Regions from separate parts of the Homo sapiens genome. Here region 2 is linked to region 1. The links are chromatin loops, found by intact Hi-C in ENCODE. Cell type or tissue: PC-9. All regions are shown on one strand. Links, peaks and the distances in the headings refer to the core of each region. The heading gives the core; the rest is flanking DNA.

Region 1 (5,386 bases), core at 207-5,206:
ATGGAAACATGTCAACCGTTGAAGACTATTAATAAACAAATATTTATTAAACTTTTGCATTATGCTGAGAAAAATGGAAATGAATAAGATGCCATCCTTGTTCTTTTACTTTGCATACTCTTTTTTCGTTCTAACTGGAATTTTTTTTTTCATATTCTGCTTCTGCTTCTAGACTAACTGAAAACTCTTAATCATTAAGACCCATTTCAAAAGACACCTCTAGTGTGAAGGCCTTCTTCTCACTCCCTTCTCTAGATTCTCATGGTATTTGTTCACACCTCTATTATCCAACCACGTTGGGTGTTATTTATCTCTTTATATGTTATCTCTCTTTATTAAATTATATGTTCTATGAGGTCAGGAACCTTGTCTTTCTGTGTGTCTCTTTCTCCTTTGTTCTTGTTTTTGTTTGTTTTGTCTTACCATTGTTGCCTTTGCACTAAGTATAGCAGACATTCAATAAACATTTTTTGAGCGAATGAATGAATGGACATGGCATTTGAGTAAGGTCTTGAGGTTGGGTGGGATTTCCACAGATTGATGGTGATGGGGGAGGGAGGCTAAGAGAAAACAGCCTGAGTAGAAGCTGGGAAAGCCCATATTTGTAAATAAGATTGACAACTAATAGAGTTATTCAAGGTGGGCACAGGCAGAGAGCGCTTTAACAAAAAGTTGGAAAGGGTTGAGAACATGATAAGAGGTAGTGGAGCAGAGGCTTGCAGTAATGAAGACGGCTGTAGTGAAAAAGGGATGAAAGGGTAGTTGGTTCTGTCTTCAGTTCACATCTCTCACTGTTCCACGGCCTCAGCATCCTCAATCACTTCCTCAGCTTTAAGGTGTTTCCCTCTCAGGCATCTTTCTAGTCCTCTTCTTTCTCTTGAATTCCAGAACCATGTAATGATTGAGGAAAGGACCCTGGGCTGGTAGAGAACTGGGTTCAGGTTTCAACACTGCCACCAATTAGTCATGAAACATTGAGCAAGTCCCTTTAAACACATGCATTTATTAATACCCCACCTTGTTTCAGAAAGGATTTAGGATGTCAGGAAGTTACTTAATATCAGGGCTTCAGTTTCCTCACCTCTAAATGAGAGATTTCATCCAGGTGATCTAAATTCCTTACAGCTCTAATGTTTTGTGACCTCTGATTCCAATGATTTGTTGGTCATCTGCACTTAGAAATCCTGCTAACACTTAGTATGTAGATTATGAAAAACTAAAAGAAAAAAATCTGAACCTATAACCCTGTTCTCCTAATGTGATTTCTTTTAATGGCATCACCATCCTACTACCAGTGACCCAGGGCCAAAACTTGGTGTCATTTTCAACTCCTCTAGCCCTTGCCCCTACATCTCACTTAACTGAGTCATATGGAACTAACTATGTAATGTCATTCCCATCCTTCCCCAACTAGGCCCTTTCGTATGGCCTCATGTGATTGAAGCCCTTGCTGACTGGCTGTCCCATTCTGTTGACCCTTAATCTTGATGCTGCTGAGTCAATTTCTTGAAGCACAACCGTAACAATGCCAATGCTTTGTTCTATTTTATTTATTTATTTATTTTTGAGATGGAGTCTCACTCTGTTGTCCACGCTGGAGTGCAGTCTGGTACAATCTCAGCTTACTGCAATCTCTGCCTCCCGGGTTCAAGCGATTCTCCTGCCTCAGCCTCCCGAGTAGCTGGGACTACAGGCGCATGCCACCATGCCTGGCTAATTTTTTATTTTTTTATTTTTTGGTATTTTTAGTAGAGACAGAGTTTCACCGTGTTAGCCAGGATCGTCTCGATATCCTGACCTCGTGATCTGCCTGCCTCGGCCTCCCAAAGGGCCAGTGCTTTGTTCAGAAACCTCGGTGACTCCCTGCTACATACAGAATACAGTCCAAATTCCCTGGCTGAGCATGCAAAACACTTCACGACCTGACTGTGCAAGTTGCCTGCCTCTTCTCATGACTCACATGTGCTAGTGAAACTGAAAATAACATGCCTTAAATGTTCCTGCTTCAGCTAATAATCTGGCATAATTTTTCCTGGCACCTTTGTTTGTTGAAATCCTTTCTGTCCTTATTTTAACTCTTTTGAGGCATTTATCAAGTTCTGTCACTTATTTTAACTACTTGATAACGTGTCTTAGCCCACTCCATCCTGCATTAAATTGTCAGATGCTCAAAGCAAACACCATGTTTCATTTATCTTTGTCTCCCCATCTCCTCCTCCCTGCCACATCCAGTCCCCTGCACACACCTAGCATACTACTAGGGAAACTTGAATTGAGGTCAATCAAATCGAAACCTACTCCAGGAATCACTTTCTCAAATTATGGTTATACATTTTGACAGCTGGAAATTAAGCAAATCATCTCATTTTACAAATGAGAAAACCAGAGGTCAGAGAGGTGAAGTTACTTGCCCAGTCTTTCCCAGCTGCCCTTAAAACAGTTTTTTTGTTTACACTGCTCTGGTAACACCACTTGCAGCCTTGTCATAGGTAGATCTATTTTCATGTCTCCTCTTCTTTCCTGGATGCAAGCATCTTAACCTTGACACGTTGCTCTTTCGGTGATTTTAGTCTGTCATTTTGATGCTGGAAATATAGATGGGGAATAGAGGAGCCAGCTTCAGCAAATTCATAGCTACAGCGCCTGAATGGACACTAGATGGCAGTACGACAGGCAGACTCCAATTGAGGTTTCAACAGTGGAACTTAACGTTCTAGCCGGAAGGAGCCTTAGACACCATCCAGTCCAACCCCTCATTTTTTTGCAGCAAACAAATAAAAAACCCCAAGAACAAGAAACAGGAGTGACTTGCTCAGTAATTGTTGAGTGGCAAGTGAGTCATCAGCTTTATCAGTACAAGAGCATTGACTCTGAAGTAAGTTGCTATATGTATGGGACTCGGATGATGATCTAATGTAAGTACTGTTTTGTGTGTCTAGATCAAATGATGCCGTTTGGAAAAATTTCCCAGCAGTTGTGTGGCGTAAAGAAACTCCCATGGTCATGTGACTCCAGATACTTCTGGGGCTGGTTGAATGCAGTGTTTAATAAGTAAGTTACTCTAAATAAAGTGAAGAAATGTGGAGATGGTTACAGCTAAATAAGTTCCCAATAGCTTGTTTGGCTATTTCTCATATTTACAGTTTGTGCAGTGTGATCCTAATTTTGTTTACAAACAAACAAAACCCACACAAACATGGAAAAAACACCAGAAAAACAGATTACAAAATATTAATTGTGGCTGTTTGGGTTGCAGGATTTCGATGATTTTTCTTACTTGTCCTTTTGATATATTTCAAGTTTTCTAAAACATTTTATAATCAGAAAAACTTATTAAATATAATTTTAAAGTATTTTATTTTTATGGCTTTTTAAAGGAATGTAGTTAACCTTTTGAATTCTATCAAAGTAACTTGGGTTTTCAAAAAATTAGTGGGTGGCACACTTAGAAATGTCATTTTGAAACTTGAAACTAACCTTCTAATTACTTAATACAGCATTATGATCACTAGCTAGAGAAAAAAGCATATGTAGAAATTAATAAATATCACTTAATGAGATTAATTTGACCACAGATTCAGAATTATTTTCTCTTTAATCTTTTGTTATTAATACAAATTCTAACCAAGTATAGTCATTCGTAGAATAGTTACTAAGTATCTCTGGTGTCAAGCACTGTACTATATGTGAATCAATGAAACGTTGTGTCTGATAAATTCATATAAAAATAATACGCCTTGACAGCGTTCACGTGGAAACAAAAACAAAACTAAAAAAGTCAGCAGATAGACTGCAGGTTTTTTTGTTTTTGTTTTTGTTTTTTTTGCATGGATCTCACTAATTTATCTTCCTCGTCAGTCACTTGAAATGAAAATTTGTTGCGTTCTGTATTATTTATGTCAGTTAATATAGTTAACAAGCTAGTGATTATTGTAAAAGCAAACTGCTTTTTTTCTCTTGCCAACAGGGTGGATTATGATCGCATCAGGGATGTTGGCCCTGACAGGGCGGCATCCGAGTGGTTGCTGCGCTGTGGGGCCATGGTGCGCTACCATGGCCAGGAGAGGTGGCAGAAGGACTACAACCACCTTCCAACAGGCCCTCTGGACAAATACAAGATTCAGGCGATCGACGCCACCGACTCTTGTATCATGAGCATTGGATTTGATCACATGGGTAACTACCCTATCGTTTTGCTAATAGAAAATGCAGATGATTTGCAGTGACCATTTTGTTGCAGTTGACTCACGATTATAGTCATAGGTATGTCCTTTTTGCCCATTTCATTATAGTCAAGTTTGTTTCTTCCTGTGTTTGATATTTATTTTCAAATTAAATTGAGGTTACAGACACCTTCCTCTCCTTCCTCCTCTCACTAAGCTTGTTTCTGTATGTCTCTAGTCTTTGGTTTATTGACTTAAAATCCAGGGCCTTGTTTGTCAAACTATCTTTGTCAAACTTCTGTCATTGAGAAGCCCTCAATAATGCAGGAATAATTATATCCACACAGCTTCTGCTTACGTGGGCATTTTTTTTTCTTTCTTTCTTTTTTTTTTTTTTGAGACAGAGTCTTGCTCTGTCGCCTAGGCTGGAGTGCAGTGGCGCGATCTCAGCTCACTGCAAGCTCTGCCTCCCAGGTTCACGCCATTCTCCTGCCTCAGCCTCCTGAGTAGCTGGGACTATAGGCGCCCGCCACCATGCCCGGCTAATTTTGTTTTTGTATTTTTAGTAGAGATGGGGTTTCACCGTGTTAGCCAGGATGGTCTCGATCTCCTGACCTCATGATCCGCCTGCCTCGGCCTCCCAAAGTGCTGGGATTACAGGTGTGAGCCACTGCACCCGGCCTCTTTTTTTTTTTTTTTTTTTTTGAGACAGAGTCTCACTCTGTCACCAAGGCTAGAGTGCAGTGGCGTGATCTTGGCTCACTGCAACCTCTACCTCCTGGGTTCAAGTGATTCTCCTGCCTCAGCCTCCCAAGTAGCTGGGACTACAGGTGTGCACTACCACGCCAGGGTAATTTTTCTATTTTTAGTAGAGACAAGGTTTTGCCGTGTTGACCAGGCTGGTCTTGAATTCCCGACCTCAGGTGATCCACCCGCCTCAGCCTCCCAAAGTGCTGGGATTACAGGTGTGAGCCACTGGGCCTGGCCCTATGTGGGCATTTCTTTCCTCCAGTGTGTGGGCATCTGACTGCGGAATGGTCCTGTCCATCAGCACAAGCTCTATAGTGAATTCCTTATATGGTTAATAGGGTGAGCAGTCATTCCAGTTTTCATGGAACTAAGAGGTTTCCCAGGACATAGGACTTTCAGTCCTAAAACCAAGTCAGTCGTGGGCAAACCAGGACAGTTTGTCATCTTAGTGGTAAAGCAGATTCTTAATCTGT
Region 2 (5,386 bases), core at 222-5,221, 100 kb after region 1:
AACAGTCTGAAGGAAGTAGTTTTTCAGAGCAAATAGTGATAGAGTGGACAGAGAATACGAACAGGGAAGGGAAAAGTGATGCACAAAGCTCTGAGCAGAGTAGGTAGAAGGAAACAAGCAACCCAGAGAAACGGCCTCTGATGCCAACCCTCTACCAAGCTGAATTCTCTCACACTTGGTTTCATTAAAGGATTATCTACACCAGGATCAATGGATGATCCACAATTCTTTTTTTTTTTTTTTTAGACAGAGTCTTGCTCTGTCGCCCAGGCTGAAGTGCAGTGGTGCGATCTTGGCTCACTGCAACCTCCGCCTCCTGGGTTCAAGCAATTCTCCTGCTTCAACCTTCCGAGTAGCTGGGATTACAGGGACACGCCACCATACCTGGCTACTTTTTCTATTTTTAGTAGAGACAGCTGATTCACCTGCCTCGGCCTCCCAAAGTGCTGGAATTACAGGCATCAGCCACTGTGCCCGGCCCACAGTTCTTTTCTCAGCCCTTCCTGGAGAAGCAAAGAGCCTCTCATTTTAGTTCTAGAGTCATTTACCAGATGATCCTCAAATTCTCTTTTTGTTGGTTGGACGACTTACTAAGTTGCCATGCTTTGTGGGCTTACCTTTTCTATTCACTAAGGTAGTCATCACTTTTTGAAAATTCCTGTTCTCCTATAAAACTCTCTTCAAAATTTTTATGGAGTTATAACTCCATTTCCCCCTCCTTCCTCAAGTATCTAAAACTTAAGCAATGTGAACCTGAAGACCAGAGGTTCCCAATCCTTGTCTCAGGACTAATGCATACCACTATAGCCAATTTTGCTTTAGTAACAACTTTTGGTGGGAAAAGAGGAAGGAATGGGTATTTTATTAGCTATAGAAGTAGACAGTTGAGCGACAGAGTGAGACCGTCTTAAAAAAAAAAAGAAAAAAAGAAGTAGGCAGTAGATTTTGGAAATCAAAAGCTACAGCTACTACATTTTTTTCATAAGATGACAGTTTTGCAACTTGTCTTTTATTTGGGGTAAAAAGAGACCATATAATTCTTTTTAACTTAGATTAACTTTAGAAACTGAACCAGGCATTTTCTAATATAAAAGCAAATATCATCAAGAGGTACATATTCCTAATAGTTAATGGAAGGCAGCACACCATGAAGAAATGAAGACAAACGGGCCCGAAATAGCTCTCATAGTACTAGGGACATCAACATCTATATCAACACATTTTGTCTCAGTTGAATATAACTGTCTCTAGAATAACAATCCTCACACTGACAAAAGGTTGCTTAGTTAACTTATTAAAATATTACTAATTCTCTCAGTAAAGACACAGAGAAATGTATCTAAGTCAATGAGCTTCTAAGAGTTTTGTTTGAAACAATTACAGACTGACAGTATAATTAAGAGTATGATCTTTGAACTCCTTTGGTAATTAAATTAATACAACCAAACTATTACCTGTCTGATCCTAATAAGCGGAAAACTCTTGTTTCATCTGAAATCTCCTGGGTAACCTAGGAAAGAAAAATACCTATCAGTAACATCTTACTCCCCATATTGCCTTAATAACAATTTAAAATTAATTTAGAGCAATTATTAACACAATAAATATTTTTTGGTAGACTTAATTCCTCAAATAAAAGAAATTTTAGTAAGTTTTTTGATTGCATATTATTAGAAATGAACCCACATTTATGGAACATCTAGTATGGGTCAGGTACTCTACTTAGAAGAACTCTTTGTGATATGCATTATAATTCTCATATCATTGAAGAAGAAACTAAGACTCCAAGAGGTTAAATAAGTTGTTCAATCTCATAGAATGGGTAGACTCAAGACTTGAATACAGGTTTGTTGGACTGCAGAGCTCCTTTGGGGGCCAAGGCTTGAGGTCAGGAGTTGAGACCAGCCTGGGCAACAAAGTGAGACCCTGTATCTACAGAAGTATTTAAAAATTTTACCTGGGCACAGTGGTGCATGCCTGTAGTCCTAGCTGCTCAGAAGGCTGAAGTAGGAGGATCGCTTGAGCCCAGGAGTTCAAGGATACAGTGAACTATGATTGCACCACTGCATTCCAGCTTGGGCAACAGAGCAAGACCCTGTATACTCTGTTTTCTACAAAGCTGCAGAGGGTGCTCAGCCATGTGCAGGTACTATGCCAAAGTGCCCGCAGTTTGTATACCTGGGGGCAGGCCTTAACCAACATGGGATAGCAGTTGCTGCATAAATGCTCAAGCCTCGTCATCTACAAATGAGTCAATTCTGAGGTGTATTTTACCCCATTCCTCAGTGGTCCCTACTGGATTAAGCCCCAGTTGCTCTTAGTGGGAACTAGCTTATTAATGTGTTCTTTATTGGCTTTTTGCCCCTCTTTATTCTCCATTCCTCATTCCATCACTTGTCTTCTGGAATCTATTCCCAAATACACTATCTGTATTTGAGTCCTTGTCTTAGGGTCTACTTTTAGAGGAACCCACACTAAGATATTGTAGATATAAAGTAAGTTAAAAAAAAAAAAAAGTCTGGTATCAAGGAGTTTGCAGTCTACCTGGGAAAATAGAATTAATAAGCTTGAATCAGAAAATAAATTAGGTGTTATACTAGTTGGAGCTGATTTTTCAGAGTATTAAGTTCAGAGATGTTCTAATCATTGTGCCTGGAATGACTGAGTATTACTTTATGAAAGAGGTCAAGACTTTAGCTAGGCCCAAGTTGAAGGATGAGAACATAAACTGAAAAAAAGGTAATCAAGACGAATTAAAAATAGGCCGGGTGTGGGGCTCACATCTGTAATCCCGGCACTTTGGGAGGCCAAGGCAGGTGGATCACGTGAGGTCAGAAGTTCGAGACCAGCCTGGCCAACACGGTGAAATCCCATCTCTACTAAAAATACAAAAATTAGCTGGGTGTGTTGGTGCATGCCTGTAATCCCAGCTACTCAGGAGGCCGAGGCAGGAGAATCGCTTGAACCCAGGAGGTGGAGGTTGCAGTGAGCTGAGATTGTGCCGCTGCACTCCAGCCTGGGCGACAGTGTGAGACTCCATCTCAAAAAAAAAAAAAAAAAAAGAGTTAAAAATAGATATTTCGGAAATGGAATCAATATTTGATACAGTAAGAAACAAGGACCTTCTGTAGATTTCTAACCATAGGAGTGACATAATGAAAATAGCATTTAAGAATAATTAACCATATGATAATAAGTAGGACTGTAGGTTTCATCAAGTGCAGGGACTTGGTGACATTTAGTGACACGTATCAGTAACTAGATAAACTTATATATTCAAAGACAGCTGATTTATGTCATTTCCTCCTGGAAGCATTCTAATTCTGCATTCATATAAGAGGTAGGAATATTCATTTATATATAAGTAAGAGTGTGGATAAAACTAAAGGTAAATGCAAACAGAAGAAGTTTTTGAGCTTTAAGTAAGTTCACAAACTTGTTAGGCCATAGTTAGAAGAATCACACAAGTATTCACGTAAATGTGAAATGTCTCTGTTAGTATTATCTTAGCTAGTAGGACTCATTCCTCAAATTGGAGGCCCAAATCCCATCTCCTGCATGAGACGTAATTATCTCAGCTAGAAGTGATTTAAAGAGACCCTTCAAATCCAGACTCTTCCACTTCACTAGTTATGTAACTCTGGGCAAGTTACTTAACCACTCTGTAGCTGTAAAAATGGCAATATGAATAGTATCTACTTCTACTGGATTATTTTGAGCCTGAAATAAGCAAATATTTGTAAAGTGCCTGGAACACAGTAGGTATTATTTAAAGTTTGATATTATTTACAATAATAGTGTCTTGAACATAGTTGGTACTCAATAGTTACTAAATGAGTCAATTTTCTTAGATTCCCTTATTCTTATGCTCCATTATGTATTAATTTAGATTTTAAAATATATTTAAAAAGAAGCCAGATATTTATAGATTATGGAAAACACTTAATAAATTTAGAAAAGTTTTACAAGCTTAGCAACCATATTTACAAATTACAAATTAGATAAATGAAATTGCATGAACTTATATTTTGCAATTCCTGGTGGCCACTGAGAATTTTGAACTATGATACAGAAGTGAACATAGTTGAAGGGAAAATACTGGCTTTTTTGTTCTACCAGTTCATAGTATTAAAAGCACTAAACACAGTAATGTAGGTTCAGAGAGGAAATGCATAAAACGAGTGCTTCGACATTTAAAATTGTTAGTGGGAGTCAGTGGAGGTAATCTGAGAAGGCTTACCTCATCTGACTTGAAGCTTTTACCCTGCATCCCATGTTTCCAGAAAGCCAACACACTGTCTTGAAGGCATACTAAAAATGATAAGGGAGAAGTGAAACTAATATAAAGCACAGAGCATTTCACTATAAATTTTCTCTACTTTTAATAAATAATATAAGCCTATTCAAGTGTCTAGTGCAAAATTCCACTGTCTAGACCACGATTTCTCAACATTTTTGTGGCTAAGACATGCCTAAGTTCAAGTAATTTACTGAGGTAGGGTTATGCAAGTCTTCAAAGATACATATAAAAGCCATTCATTTAAACATGAACTAACTTCTGATAAGGTGGATGTTGGCATATTCATTTCTTTCATACAAAAGATACAGTGTATCTTTTGTCTTAAATGAATAAAATCATAAAAACATATATAACTGGGTTTTTGCATTAAAAGCATTGTTGTTTAAATACTGTTACATATTCAGAAGTAGCTTTAAACAAGCATTTTTTATGTTCATATTTTCCCTGTAACAAAAGAAATTTTAAAAAATAAACCTGGCCGGGCGCAGTGGCTCATCCCTGTAACCTCAGCACTTTGGGAGGCCGAGGTGGGTGGATCACCTGAGGTCAGGAGATGGAGACCAGCCTGACCAGTATGGTGAAACCCTGTCTCTACAAAAATACAAAAATTAGCCAGGTGTGGTGGCCTGTGCCTGTAGCCCCAGCTACTCAGGACGCTGAAACGGGAGAATTGCTTGAACCCCACAGGTGGAGGCTGCAGTGAGCCGAGATCACGTCACTTCACTCCAGCTTGGGCGACAGAGCGAGACTCCGTCTCAAACAAAATAAATAAATAAAAAATAAAATAAAATAAACCTGCCCCACAATCCAACATTTAACCACACATTGAATATTTAGGATCTGTGAGTCAATTCTTACATAAAATTCTTAGTATTTAACCATTACAAGTAAGTATTAGAGTTAGAAAAGCATAATTAAAAGTGATGGAGGAAAGTAACTGAAAATTAACTGTTTTATTAGACTATTAACTTTTTGTAAAAAGTTAATGTAAGAATGTTCTGGGAACATAATTAAGCTCAATAAAAATAAAAGTATTTGACAATGACAAATCACATGTGTTTCACTAACTGTGACAAATAAAAAACC

Evidence for each region. Peaks named below come from ENCODE experiments on the same cell type or tissue, not always from the same donor. Only the 100,000 strongest peaks of a DNase experiment are listed, where the experiment ranks them.
Region 2: it touches region 1 in a loop (2.2-fold over the local background); 3 of 110 quality-filtered maps call a loop at or near these places.

What each region holds. Positions count from the first base shown.
Region 1 is chr14:50,318,544-50,323,929 of GRCh38, forward strand. DMAC2L (distal membrane arm assembly component 2 like) reads left to right here. Exons shown (of 6, transcript NM_001382507.1): 3 at 2,940-3,051; 4 at 3,968-4,176. The coding sequence starts at 2,945. Among named protein-coding and RNA genes, the nearest start is that of DMAC2L, 8.9 kb to the left of the region's middle. RefSeq lists an enhancer at 2,528-2,587. In PC-9, for the core only: CTCF peaks have their summits at 2,661 (motif pointing right) and 2,861; a DNase peak (open chromatin) is centred at 2,828; H3K27ac peaks cover 1,542 bases.
Region 2 is chr14:50,421,667-50,427,052 of GRCh38, forward strand. MAP4K5 (mitogen-activated protein kinase kinase kinase kinase 5) reads right to left here. Exons shown (of 33, transcript NM_006575.6): 31 at 4,241-4,311; 32 at 1,455-1,510. Among named protein-coding and RNA genes, the nearest start is that of CDKL1, 27 kb to the left of the region's middle. In PC-9, for the core only: no CTCF peak of the experiment used is centred there; no DNase peak of the experiment used is centred there.